2 separate regions of the Mus musculus genome follow, and region 2 is linked to region 1. Evidence: chromatin loops called from intact Hi-C (ENCODE). Cell type or tissue: left cerebral cortex. All regions are shown on one strand. Links, peaks and the distances in the headings refer to the core of each region. The heading gives the core; the rest is flanking DNA.

What was found. Peaks named below come from ENCODE experiments on the same cell type or tissue, not always from the same donor. Only the 100,000 strongest peaks of a DNase experiment are listed, where the experiment ranks them.
Region 2: it touches region 1 in a loop (2.2-fold over the local background); 3 of 42 quality-filtered maps call a loop at or near these places.

Annotation. Positions count from the first base shown.
Region 1 is chr3:68,672,207-68,678,738 of GRCm38, forward strand. No RefSeq gene overlaps it. Among named protein-coding and RNA genes, the nearest start is that of Il12a, 16 kb to the right of the region's middle. In left cerebral cortex, for the core only: no CTCF peak of the experiment used is centred there; DNase peaks (open chromatin) are centred at 3,152, 3,409, 4,364 and 4,848; H3K4me3 peaks cover 329 bases; H3K27ac peaks cover 3,067 bases.
Region 2 is chr3:68,586,322-68,592,853 of GRCm38, forward strand. All of the region lies in intron 5 of Iqschfp (Iqcj and Schip1 fusion protein), which reads left to right. The region is part of intron 2 of Schip1 (schwannomin interacting protein 1); the gene reads left to right. Among named protein-coding and RNA genes, the nearest start is that of Gm22073, 42 kb to the left of the region's middle. In left cerebral cortex, for the core only: no CTCF peak of the experiment used is centred there; DNase peaks (open chromatin) are centred at 1,098 and 3,091; H3K27ac peaks cover 2,179 bases.

The DNA.
Region 1 (6,532 bases), core at 990-5,989:
CTTGAGAGCCACTATAGTTGAAAATACTGACTCCTAGCTTAGACCTGCAAATGTCTGACAGGGTGGCTGAAACATCTCTGTCTTCAAACTATGCCTGTCTCTTTTGTGGCCTTAACCTATGGGCTAAAGATAGCTACCAGCCACCATAATCAGAAATACATTGTCCTAAAGGAACACCTTAGTTCCTGAAAGATCTTCCCTCCTTCCCAGAAAAGACATAAATAGTTCCCCATTTTAATTAGCCTCCTTCCTTCGCTCCCTCATTATTCCTACCTCAGCTCCCTGGAGTGAAGACACTGATTTGTAAGCAGAGTCTCCCTCATCTTCATTGTTAGGCCACTGGATGACCGTTTTTCCTCTCCTGCCACTCGCTGCCACAGGACCAAATGAACTCTCAACTCTCTTTTGGGTGCCATGGCCACAAATGATGTGTCATAAAGCTCTTCTACAACTACAAACTTCTACAGCCATTTAAAGTAGAAAATGACCACTCTGTAACCAATTGCTTCAGCCAACTGTATCCAGAGTGATAAAGAAGACAATCAAGATCCCAAGCCTCAGTGCCCAGCAAATATTTCCAGCAATGATCACTGTAGAACTAGAGCTGCTTCCCAGGCCTCTTGGCAGGGAGCTCCAGGATCACGACGGCAAAATTTCCTCGATGTTCTACTGGAGTCCCAGGAATGCCAGTGCCCAATGGCCCCAGCCTCCAAGTCTGACTAAATTTACATCTCTGGACATTTCATTTTTGTTCTCTGGAAGTCAGAGACCATTTAATCTTCTAATCATTTATATTCTTTATTTATTTTCTTTTTATTTTTTATGTGTATGGGTGTTTTTCATCTGCATGTATGTATGTGCACCACATGCTTGTCTGGTACTCGTGGAGGTCAGAAGAGGGTGTTGGCTCCACTGGAAATGGAGTTGCAGACAGTTGTGAGCTGCCATGTGGGTGCTGAAAATTGAATCTTCCCAGAGATAGCTGATGAAAAAACTAATGAACTAGAATATGGAATACACACACACACACACACACACACACACACACACACACATATATATATATATATATATCCACAGTGCAGCACAGAAACACAAAAAATTGAAATCAAGAGAAAAGGATAAAAAATATAGAAGATATATTTGAAGGTCTACCACACATTTAATCTGTGACAAAAAGAACCACATATAATGAAACACTATCTATACTGGCTAGTTTTGTGTCAACTTGACACAGGCTGGAGTTATCACAGAGAAAGGAGCTTCATTTGGGGAAATGCCTCCACGAGATCCAGCTGTAAGGCATTTTCTCAATTAGTGATCAAGGGTGGAAGGCCCCTTGTGGGTGGTGCCAACTCTGGGCTGGTAGTCTTGGTTCTATAAGACAGCAGGCTGAGCAAGCCAGGGAAAGCAAGCCAGTAAAGAGCATCCCTCCATGGCCTCTGCATCAGCTTCTGCTTCCTGACCTGCTTGAGTTCCAGTCCTGACATCCTTTGGTGATCAACAGCAGTATGGAAGTATAAGCTGAATAAATCCTTTCCTCCCCAACTTGCTTCTTGGTCATGATATTTTGTCCAGGAATAGAAACCCTGACTAAGACACTATCTGAAGAGATAATGGCTGAGAGGGTTTCAAAACTAGCCAATGATACTAATCCATGATTCAAAAACCCAAACTAGCTGCCTGTTATCTAGTACCTGTTAACCTCTTAACAAGCACAACAGAAATCATGACAAAGGATTTCAGTCTACTGATGAGGATGCCATCAATAGACTGAAAGAAGATTAGAGCCACCTCAAATTTTATACCCAACAAACATATCCTTTAAGAAAGAAGAAAAAGTAATCCATTTTTTTAAAAAACCTGAGAAATTTTCCCATCATAACATCTGTGTGAAAATGAATTCAGAAGACTATACTTTTCACAGTAGAGTCATTTCCAAGGAGAGAGCTGAGCTGTGGGAAGAGATAAGAACAAAGAAAGCAGCACGTGTTTAAAGTTAAATCAACACTGAGTTGCCTTTAATTCTAGCACATGAAGAAGAGACAGGTGTGCCATCATAAGAGTCTGAGGTCAGTCTGATTTACATAGCAAGTTCTGAGCCAACCAGAATTACATAATACAACTTTGTTTAAAAGAAAAATATCTATCTTGGTGCTTTTTAAATATATATATATATATATATATATATATATATATATATATACACACACAAACACACACACACATATATATACACATATACATGCACATACATACACACACATACATACATACACACACACACACACACACACACACACACACACATACTTGGTAGAGTGTTTGCCTTGCCCATATGAGTATGACACCTGTTTATAATCTGGACCCTATAATATTTCTTAAAATGGTTTAGTTTTTTTGAAGACACAAGCAATAACAGGCTCATTATAGAAGAACAAATAATTTTTTTAAAGAAAGGAACACACTACACACACACATACACACTTGCACACATGAAACTCAAAATCACCCTCATCCCTTCCTCAAAAACACAGAACATGGCTATGTGTGTATGACCCCAAAAGTCTGGGTTTCCCCAAGAAAGACAAGCTATACTTCTGAGGATGGAAGTGTCCCGAGCACCATATAAGAATGACCCCTGCAGGTTAGTTTTCAGGAAGCAGGTAGTTTATTAATCAAGGCCTTGCAGAGCAAGAGAAAGGACTCTGGTGGGAGTTGAGGGCCCCAGATCTCTTCTGGCTCTTGACATAAATCATTAACTTGACTTTAGCAGGTCACCTCTCCACTCTGGGTCATATTACGTTACTACCTCCATTGAACAAAGGGTTTGGAAATGAAGCCCTTTAAGGTTCCTTCCAATAAGGAAAACACATACCTTTGTGATTACTTTTAGAGTGCAACTTAGAGAATCAGTCTCAGAAAATATCTATAGACACAGCCTCTGTGGTTGAAGCTGTTTGTAACCATCAGAGAAAATGGCTCAAAATGGCCAGCACTTCTCCAGACCTGCTGCATCTATGCACAGCCCTGTTGGCAGTTTTCACAGTATATTTTTAAACAGCAGCTATTATATGGACGTCATTTCTTCATTTCTGCTTCCCAAGTTCCTCTGACACCTCTATTTCCGTTCCTGAATGCTACGGGAATAGCTTGCCTCACTTCACATGTCGGTGTGGATTAGCACAGAGGCAGAGGACGCTCATCTGAACTGGCAGAGATTAAATAATTGAGACAGACCATAAAAGCTTTTTATGCTAGTGTTCTTACATATCATCTAGGGACAACCCACTTCTGTTTAATGCCTTCCTGACCCATTTTGGGGTTCACAGAGACATGCTGGGACACTGTTCACAAGGTGTTTGTACCGACTCCTTGGCAAGCAAATGGAATATCCTTGAAAGGTGGAAGTCGCACATCCATATCGGTAAAATTCAGACTCTGGGGCTCTGTGTCTGATGTAGGAGCCGCAGTGGATGCTGGGAAATAAGCCGGCTTCTCTGTAAGAGCAGCCAGTGCTCTTAACTGCTGCACCATCTCGCCAGCCTCTTACCTCGGTGTTGCTGTTTTGCTTTTTAGTTGTTGATGTTTTTTTGTTGTTTTTGTTGTTGGTTTGGTTTGGTTTGGTTTGGTTTGGTTTGGTTTGGTTTGGTTTTTGGTTTTTCGAGACAGTGTTTCTCTGTGTCCTGGATTTCTTAAGCTTTCTTTTATTTCTTTGGTATGAGCTATGTAGAGTGTACCTTCATGCCTTCTTATTGTATCCTGGGGGTAGTAAGTAACCTTTAGGTACCTTTGCCCCCTGTAATGCCTCCCTTTCTACCCGGACTATACTTAGACCAGCTTTGGTGAATGAATCAAGTCACAAACTCTTTGGCCTTTTGTTTGCTTTTTAAATTTTGTTGTTTCCTTAGGCCAGCTATCCTTGAACTCAAAATCCTCCTCTCTCAGCCTTCACACTGGGACTCCTGGCATGAGCTAGGGTGTCCAGCTGTCCTTGGCCATTTCAAAAGTAAACAAGGTAGAAACAAATACAGAAAAGACTTAGCAGTCCCGAGTGACCTGATGCTCACCCTCTGTCTCCCCACCGCCCTGCTCCCCTCCCCCCACCCCAGTGCATTTCATTTTGGTTGGCTGATATTCTCCGAGTAAGTTGCAAATCGCCATATTTGCACAAGTCTACACTGACTTATGTTGTTAATTTGAGGGGTGCCAGTTATGGTGAGCAAATCCAAGGTTTTTAATGTGTGCTAAATCAGTGCCCGATCTCTCAGATACGCCCTTAACCCTCTAAAGAAGGCAGCCTTGTGCACACGTGCCAAGCAGTTATCTTTATAAATAGTTCATCAAGCAATTCCCGCTTATAAAATCTGTCTTTTTTTGCTATGCCCACCCAGAGCTTGTTCAGAACTCAAAGCAGGGAGTCTGTGCCTCTGTACGCATGTGATCAGATATAATTCAAATAATGCAAAAATAGTTAAGGAAGAAAGGGGAGCAAATTTAAAATAAATATTTGCAGTTTGGGGCTTCCAAGCTCTGCCATTTCCTTCGTTTCCAATCACACAATCATATTCAGCTTATTATGTAGTTCGTGTCTTGCTCTCAGCCTTCCCCCCACCCCCACCCCGTCCTTTCCCCCAAGTGTTTTTGAGTCCCTGATACCGCCCCCCGCCCCCCACGCCCCGCCCCAGGTGCAGAGGAGCCAGTGCCTGGCACCCAGTACACATGTTTGGTGGCTTTCCGTTGAGTGACTCATTGCTCAAGCAGGCACTCCAGCTGCCTTCCTTACCCTGACTCCCTCCCACCTCCTTCTGCCCAGTTCCAAACTTGAGTTTATCCAACACTCATTTTTCTCGGCTTCTGCTATTCTTAGGCTGCGGAGAGATGCTGAGGGGGAAACTCAGACTTCTGTCAAGTGGGTCTCCACGGAAGCAGACCGCCAACCCTCACACAGGCCCCGCGTTTATCTCCTGGTACCGCGACAGGATGTTGCACACAGTGATCTTCAAACTCAGCTGTGGCCACAGCCGTGACTCCGTGACAGTTACTGGCAACGTTTTGGCTGATTCTCTCCACTTCCTATGCCGTCCCTCTCCAACTTCCCTGTTCCTAAGCTGTTTCAGGTCTAAGCGAGCTTGCAGCACCTTAAGCCTCCTCCCACAATAGCTTTAAGTCACTTGCTTTTATTTTATTTTTAATGTTCATAGGTTATTTTGACAAAGCTCTTTGTAAACTTAATCATAAGGCTGTATTATATTCTGTAAATGCTAACCACATTTAAGCTTCTCTAATGAGAGACCTGCCCATACTTTGGCATTTATTTTGTTATTACAATTTTTGTCTTTTGCATTTCTGAAATTCTTTAAGGTATATTCCTGGCTTTATCGGGGTCAACGGCTCCAGAAAGTTCAGATTCTTGATAAACTTTGTCAAATTTATTTTCAGAAACAGTTTCATTATGAATTCCCTTTCATACCTTTGTCAACCTAAAAGGATTTATTTCATGTACCTGTATTTGGTTGAGCCGTCTCATATCTTTTTAACATAGTTATTAACTATAGCTTTCTTCAGTGAGTTGTCTGTTAATGATTTTTCTCATTGGCCTACTGGGGTCCTCATGTTCTTAATTACTTTGTCTGTGTTATTGATAAATTTCACTGAGTAATTTGTGTGACAAACTCTCCAGATTGGTCGTTGTGGTTCCAGGATTCTCCTGTCTCTGCCTCCCTCCACTGGGCTTGCACATAGGGGCTCCAATCTGCCTCTGTCTTTAATCTCAGATCCATGCCAAGGTCTGGAAATCTTGTATCATCTCTCATGAAAGTTAGTTTGTAAGATATTAGCATATGTTCTGCTGTGATATAAAATTTACCCCATCCATCCTGGGAATTATTTTATTTTTGGAGTTTTTAAATATTTTTATTAATTCTTTGAGAATTTTGTACAATATATTTTGGTCATATTCACCCCCTCCTCCTAGATGCACCTCCCCTCCTCTACTTTTTAACTGTTGAGTCTAGTTTGTGTAGTCCCTTGGTAGTGGCCTGCCTAGAGTGGGGTTGACCTGTGGGGGGCCACAGCCTTAAAAATCAACAGAGTCTTTCTCTCCCTGCAACTGTCAGAGGTCAACACCTCTCTCCCTAGTGCCGAGACTCTGTGCCCCTCTCCCCTCCCCCAACTCCATGCCAGGGATTTTGTTCCTGAGCAGTTTTGATTACAGGTCTGCACCCCTGGACTTGTTTGACCTACCTAAATAATACTTTGAAAGCATATCCCTTCGATCATTATAAAATTCTTAAAATACAAAATGAAATCTGCAGAAAGTCAGAGAGTCCAGAGGCAGTCGAGGGAATGGCATGTTGGTGACTTTGCTTTCAGTACACCCACAGCACTCCACCTTTACCCATGCTACCTCACTCACAGTAACTGCCACTCCCACCTACCCCACTGACTCTTCCTCCCCACCCCCACCCCACCTCTACCAACCATTCCCGTAGCCACCCAAGCTATCAGGAGTAATGTAGCCACTACCCTA
Region 2 (6,532 bases), core at 920-5,919, 86 kb before region 1:
CCATAGGAAGTACCCTACAGTCATTTTGATCTTGTATCCATCAGTTAAATGTAATGGGGCCTATGCCTCAAGTATACATTTATTTTATTCCACAATTACATGGACTCGCCGTTATAAGTACAAATGTCTAAAACATATGCACAAATTGCTAGTTGAGAGAATAAAATGCTTATAAATAAAAATAAAACCCCAAATGAAATCTCCTTTCCTTTTCTGTGAACTCTCCTCTCATTAAGGCCCAGCATTAAAAACAGTGTTTGCTGCTCAGGTGCCACACAGTTCCCTGAACGGGTCACATTAATAAATACCATGTGCGTATAGGGATTGTTTTACAGGGCTGTTTTAAAGTCAGACAAACAGCCTTCAGGGGGAAAGGTCACTTTCCGATGACTAAAATTAGATTCACCGAGGCAGAGGAAGGAAAAGATTATGCAGCTGTCCCTTTTCCTTGGGGAAGGCCTGCCTGTAGGAAAGATGTTTCATTAAGAACCCGGCTTATTCAATAACCACAGTAAAACCAAACTAAATAGAGAACACATCACAGTACTTAGGGGGAAAAGCGGAGGTCTCGGCCATGAATGAGGGGTGTGTGCTTAGCCCACCACTCCCCTGCTCCGCAGTGGTCACTGCTGAGTCTCTGCTGAGGAACCACAGAGGCCTGAGAGACGACAGCACACTCTGCTCTTGCACGTGACTCAGGTTTGGCTTCTGGCACCCACAGGGCAGTTCACGACTTCCTGTAAATCCCATTCTTGGGGATCCGACAGTCTCTCTCTCTCTCTGGTCTTCTCGGACCCCAGGCTCATATGTGGCACGCACACACACACACACACACACACACACACACACACACACACACATCTGTACAGGCAAACACAGAAAAGTAAGTCTTTAGAAGAAGGAGGGGAAGGAGGGAGGAGTGAAGGGGGAAGGAGGAAGAGAAGGAAGAAGAAGGCAGAGGAAGAAGGAAGAGGAGGAGGAGGAGAAGGAAGAAGAGGAGGTAGAGGAGGAGGAGAAGGAAGAAGAAGACCCACCGCCACCACCGAGCATGTGTGAGAACAAGGAGGCCCTTGGCGTATGTCCACTACCCACCTCCTCCATCGTTCCCCAGCAGCCTTCTTGATCACACACACACACACACACACACACACACTCTGCAGCAAGGTCATTGAAGGGAGGTTGAGTCTTCCCTCTAGGAGCTTAGCAGCAGAAAAACACGCTCCACGAAGAGGTGCTGCCCTGGAAAAATGTCCACATCCAGTATGGACCTCCATATTCTTTAGCCAAGGCTGTGCCAGGGTAGAGGATATCCAAATGAACACTAGCAGCCGGGAGAAAGGAATTAGTGAGTATTCGGTTTAGCACACAGCCTTAGACGGGCTGCAGCTCTGTCCGGGAAGCCTTCTGTTCCCAGGCCACTGTGCACAGAATAAGGGAAGCAGTGCAGTCCCAGGACCTGGCCAGCTCAGCTTTGTCCCACAGAGGTGTTGTCCCAAGTGTCTTCCATCTAATTACAGAGAAAGATTAGGGAGGACCCCATGGAGGGAAAAAAACATAAAAGGCTGGAAGGAGAAATATTTAAAGTGAAGCCACAGCTGCGCCTCATGTTTTTTTTAAAAGGTGAATGGAAATGACTGCCTGAGATAAACTGCAATAAACAGGAGCATGGAATGCCAGCTGCCATTCCTGACAGGCTCTGCCCTCCCCACACAATTACCAAGGCAAAGCCGCCCCGACCTCCATTAACCCTCCCAGCTCGGCTCCCTGTCTCAGAGGCGTGAATATGCCTGAAGAACCAAGTTAGTCACCCAAGCCTGGGCCCTGTGTCCCATGTGTTTTCAGCTCCCCCCTGCCACCTCGGGGAAATCCTTGCCAGTTTTGGTCCTGGGGTCTCCTTTTCTTCAGAGTGAGGAATCAGAGGTTCTCAGTGTGATGCTCTCAGCTTATGGTTCTGGATCCCTTGCATTCTGTCACCCAATGGCCACACCTCAGTCAGCCATGATGGTCAGGGAATAGGCTGTTTCTAGAGTGTATAGTGAAACACTGCGCACATTAGGTTTCTTCTTGCTCAGCAAACCATAGTCACCTCCCTTTCTTGTCCTGGCCTCCTCCTTTCTCCTCTACTTTCTCTTCTTAGGAATTACATTTAGGGCTCTAGTTCTTTCTTTTGGGGGATCAGTATAGTATTTTATGAAAGCTGAAATATAATTCTCACACATCGAATTCCTTTGGTGCCAGGAGTGGTAGCACATCCCTTTAATACCAGCACTTGGGAGGCAGAGGCAGGTGGATCTCTGTGAGTTCCAGTTCAAATCCAGCCTGGTCTATATAGCAAGTTTCAGGTCAGCCAAGGCTACATAGTGAGACATTGTCAAAACAACAACAACAACAACAATCACTTTTTAAAATGACTTTTAGTATATTCACAAGCTGGTGCAAACTACTGTCTAGTTTGAGAACATTGTATTTACCCCCACACGAACCTGGGGCCATTAGAAGTCATTCTGTATCCCTGTCCAGTCAGCCTTTGGCAGCCACTTTCTGTCTTTATGGACTTACCTGTTCCAGATGTTTCTAGCATTTTCATTTTTTTTCCTTTTCTGCAGTCCCCATCTTGCCCACTCTTCCTTTTGATATCAACATCAGCTTCTATTAATAAACTATCAGCTATCATGTTCTCCCTGTCAGACCACATGGCGAGCACTTTCTACATTTACTTTGATTAAACATGAAAAATAGATATTATCTCTTCTTAAAATACAAAACACCCCGAGGCTCAAAGAGTTTCTGTAACCTGAAGTAGTGTCAGTCCCCACCTGTATCCTCAGGCCCAGCTCCTGCCCTGCCCTCTTGTCAGATTGTCTGTCTGTCTCCCACTCTCCCAGATCCTAATACATCTGGCTAGTGGGTTGAAGACACCATTTTCCTGGCAGTTGACCAGGGCCATTTCATACCTAGGCAGTGTTTTGGACTGTTGTGTTCCTGACGGTGATACCAGATGACCGTGATGGGCTTACAGGCGTCTATGCCCATACTTGTTAAAAATAGAGTTGCCAGATGACTCTGTCCAGTGTACAGAAGGCGTTGGTGTGCAGTCCTTTGAGAACTAGAAGTGAGCACAGGCTGCTCTCAACAGCTTCTCTTTGGGAACATGCTGATCAGAGGGTGGAAAGCCGACTGCATCCTGTTAGGGTTTCACTTACAGGCTTCTAGCAGTCAGGCAGGCTTGAGAGTTGCGCCTTTTCTCCCATCACCAAATTTCCTGTTCTCAGTGACAACTGAGCTAAGGCTAGGCCTTTGCTAAACACCTTAGTTCTCAGCCGTCTGGTAGCAGAGCCTTTTACAGCAGCATCTGTTTGCCTCATGGCGTGAGAAAGCAGGCAGTCAGCAACACTGCTCAAAACCACCTTCATGATTGCACTACTATAAACATCTCATCCTATGAACTAGCAGCCCAGAGCTTTTGATGTCAGCCATTCTCAGGTAAAACAGATGGACCTTCCCCCACGAATCCCCTCCTGGATAATGCGTATTGAAGGCCAGCTTTCCCAAGTAGTGGTCCTGACATTTCAAAGGCAGTTCAGGAAACCTGTGTCTGATATCTCATTATAACCTTTTTGTTAGAATGTTAGTGTAAGTGTCTAAGATGGAAAAATGTCAGAAATACTAAGTGAAAAAGAAGGTGTCTAGGTTTACTATCCATTCCGCCATACAGTGGAAAGACCCAATGCCATCAAACGTCTATATCTATCATTTAAAAGCACTTCCAAAGGAATAAAATGAATGCAAGAATTTGAAATAACCTGCACTATATAAGTATTTACGCACCTGACATTAAAAAGTATTCCATTGCCTCTCTCATAGAATACTATTTTCCTAGTTTGATCTTGTTACAAATCCATGGTTTATCACAGCAAGGAAATAAGTAAGGGATACCATCAATATACCCGAGTTTTCTTTCTACCATTTAATTTTTTTTCAAAAAAAGTCAGTGAAATTTGCCACTGAACAAATACATTTTGTATATCAGCTTCCTGATGTTTAAAAGTCTCAGCCTCGCCCACACTGGAGAGTTGCCTGCAGTTATTAGAGTCCAGCTGTCTTCCAAGCAGAGGAGAGAAATAAGTGGCCACCATTTCCTGAAGGATGCGCACATTCCCACAGGGAGCCTCAGAAGCCCAGCTGGGCTCCCTGGTGGATGCTAACGGTGACGAGCCAGGTATCGCTATGTGATAGATTGCACTGAGTCAAGAAGATCATTAATTGCTGCAAAGCAGGCATCCGCACAGGGCCAGACAATCACATGGCCCTGGCTGCAGAGGCCAGACAGGCTACATGGAACAGATGTGGGCATGGGGGAAGGGGGATTAACTCTGCTTAGAACAGCAGCATCTGGAAGCTTGTTTGGCATGCACACCCTCAGCCGCAGCCCAGCCCTCACACACAGAAGCACGGCCTGTGCTTTCACAGGCCCTCCGGGTGATGCCCATGCACATCCAAGTAAGGGAACTACTGACTCAAAGAAGTGTGCCACCTAGAGAGCACGTGTGTGTGCCTGTACTCATGCGTAGTCTCTACTTGACAAACTCATGTCTCAGCAGCTCCCGGAACCCTGACTTCCAACTGAAGACCAATAGCTCCCAAAACAATATAACCAAGAGTACTTAGGAAGGTCTTTCTCTGTGAACGCCATTTTCCTTGTTAGCCTTGTAGAAAGTGTAGTCATCTCTTAGTATCTATGGGACATTACTTCCAAGACAGACAGACACACAGAGAGACAGACAGACAGACTGAGAGACAGAGACTGAGAGACAGAGACTGAGAGACAAAGATAGACAGAGATGGAGTCAGATAGAGATAGCAAAACCTATAAATGTTCAAGTCTCCAACATAAAGTAGTGCAGAGTTTGTGTAGACTCTCATATACTTTCTTTGCCATATTTGGTACAGTATAGAGACCTTGTCATTGTGTTGCTTAGGGAACAACAAGAATGAAGTATGTATATGCTTAGTCCAGACAGATTCCCTCCAAGCCCTTCCTGTTGAGTCTCTGATCTGAAACCTCTGGATAGGGAGACCACTGCATTTACTTCATTGCTTTTGCAAGCGTGTCCTTCTGTTTGCAGTAGCATAGAAGATGGAGAAAGAGCAGTCAAGGCTTGTGGGCAGTCAGTACTCTAAACCACAGAGTCATCTCTCTAGCATCAGCAACTTCATTCCATGGCACTTCTGTACAGTTCTTATCAGTTAGGTCCTGGGATTTTTTTTTTTTTTTTTAAGCAAAGATTCTTTAAATATATGTAATCATGGGGGAGATTAAGTTCCTCTTGCTCTGACAAGCCTTTCTGGCTGGCTATGGTTGTATCATGTGCATGAGTTAGGAGGAGGAAGCCCCTAGTATTGTCCTGAACACCAGAGACTTTATAATTAGGGCTAGGGTGTTGTTTCCCCAGACAGTGTTCCTTATGCCTTACAGCTGTGTCTCCACAGAAATACTGTGTGCCGGTTAAATATACTTTGTAAGAACTACCCAATCCTTCCCTTATAAATTTCTGGGCAGGTTGTCATGTTCAATAGCAAGTAGCCCTGCTTTAGAGACACCATGGTGCTGCAAAGTAACCGGGCCCAGAAGTAAGCAGGAAGAAGCTAGCAGAGGTTGCAGGAATGATACGGTTGTATTAATATAAGGGATGGGTTTGTTCTGTGTCCTGGAAACAGTGTAGAAAGGACCCGGAGACAGGCGGATTTCAAATAGACGATGTCTACCCATGCAAGACACCCTGCTCATTTCTTTTTACCACATTTGGGTAGATCAGTTTCACCCTGGGAAAGGAGTGGTGTGTGTGTGTGTGTGTAGTCTAAGAGTCCTGTGAGATACCTGTAGCTTTCACAACACCCTTAATGGCCACTGGAAGTGATATCTGCCCAGACATAGTGTGTGGTGGTAAGGAATGCAGTCATAGCCTAGGACAAACTGCCCAAAGCTGGTTAAGCATCAATATCGAAGCACAGTTTCATCTCCACCTTGGTTTTGGACAGCTTTTCTATCTTCTGGTCGTGAGCCACTATTCCTTGGTTGCTCTTTGACTTTTTACTATCAATATAATTTTAGACATTTTGTTTTATGAGAGTGTTTCCCAAGGCTTTTTAGTAGTGGACATGGCTCTGCGGGCTACAGCACATCCGGATGGTGTCATATTGCATTAGCCTTTCTCCAAAGGCTTCATCTCCGGCTTTGGGAGTTGTGAGATCCAATTGACCTATGGATAGAATTCCTCAGAAAACGAAAGATCCCCGCTTTGCCAGTAAGGGGAATTATAGTACTTGAAACCCTTGGAATCAGACGTTCTAAAAGGAGGGCTGAGCTGTAGTGGTAATATCTGTGGCCGCGAAGATGTTTGTAAACATCTCTGCTTATGGTTGCTCTGTGGTCATCTATGCTCTGCGCTGCAGTGTTTGCAGAGATCCCTGTTTACAGTTGGCCTGTGGTCATATGTGATCTGCTTTTTGGTTTGCTCGTGTTCTGTGCTTT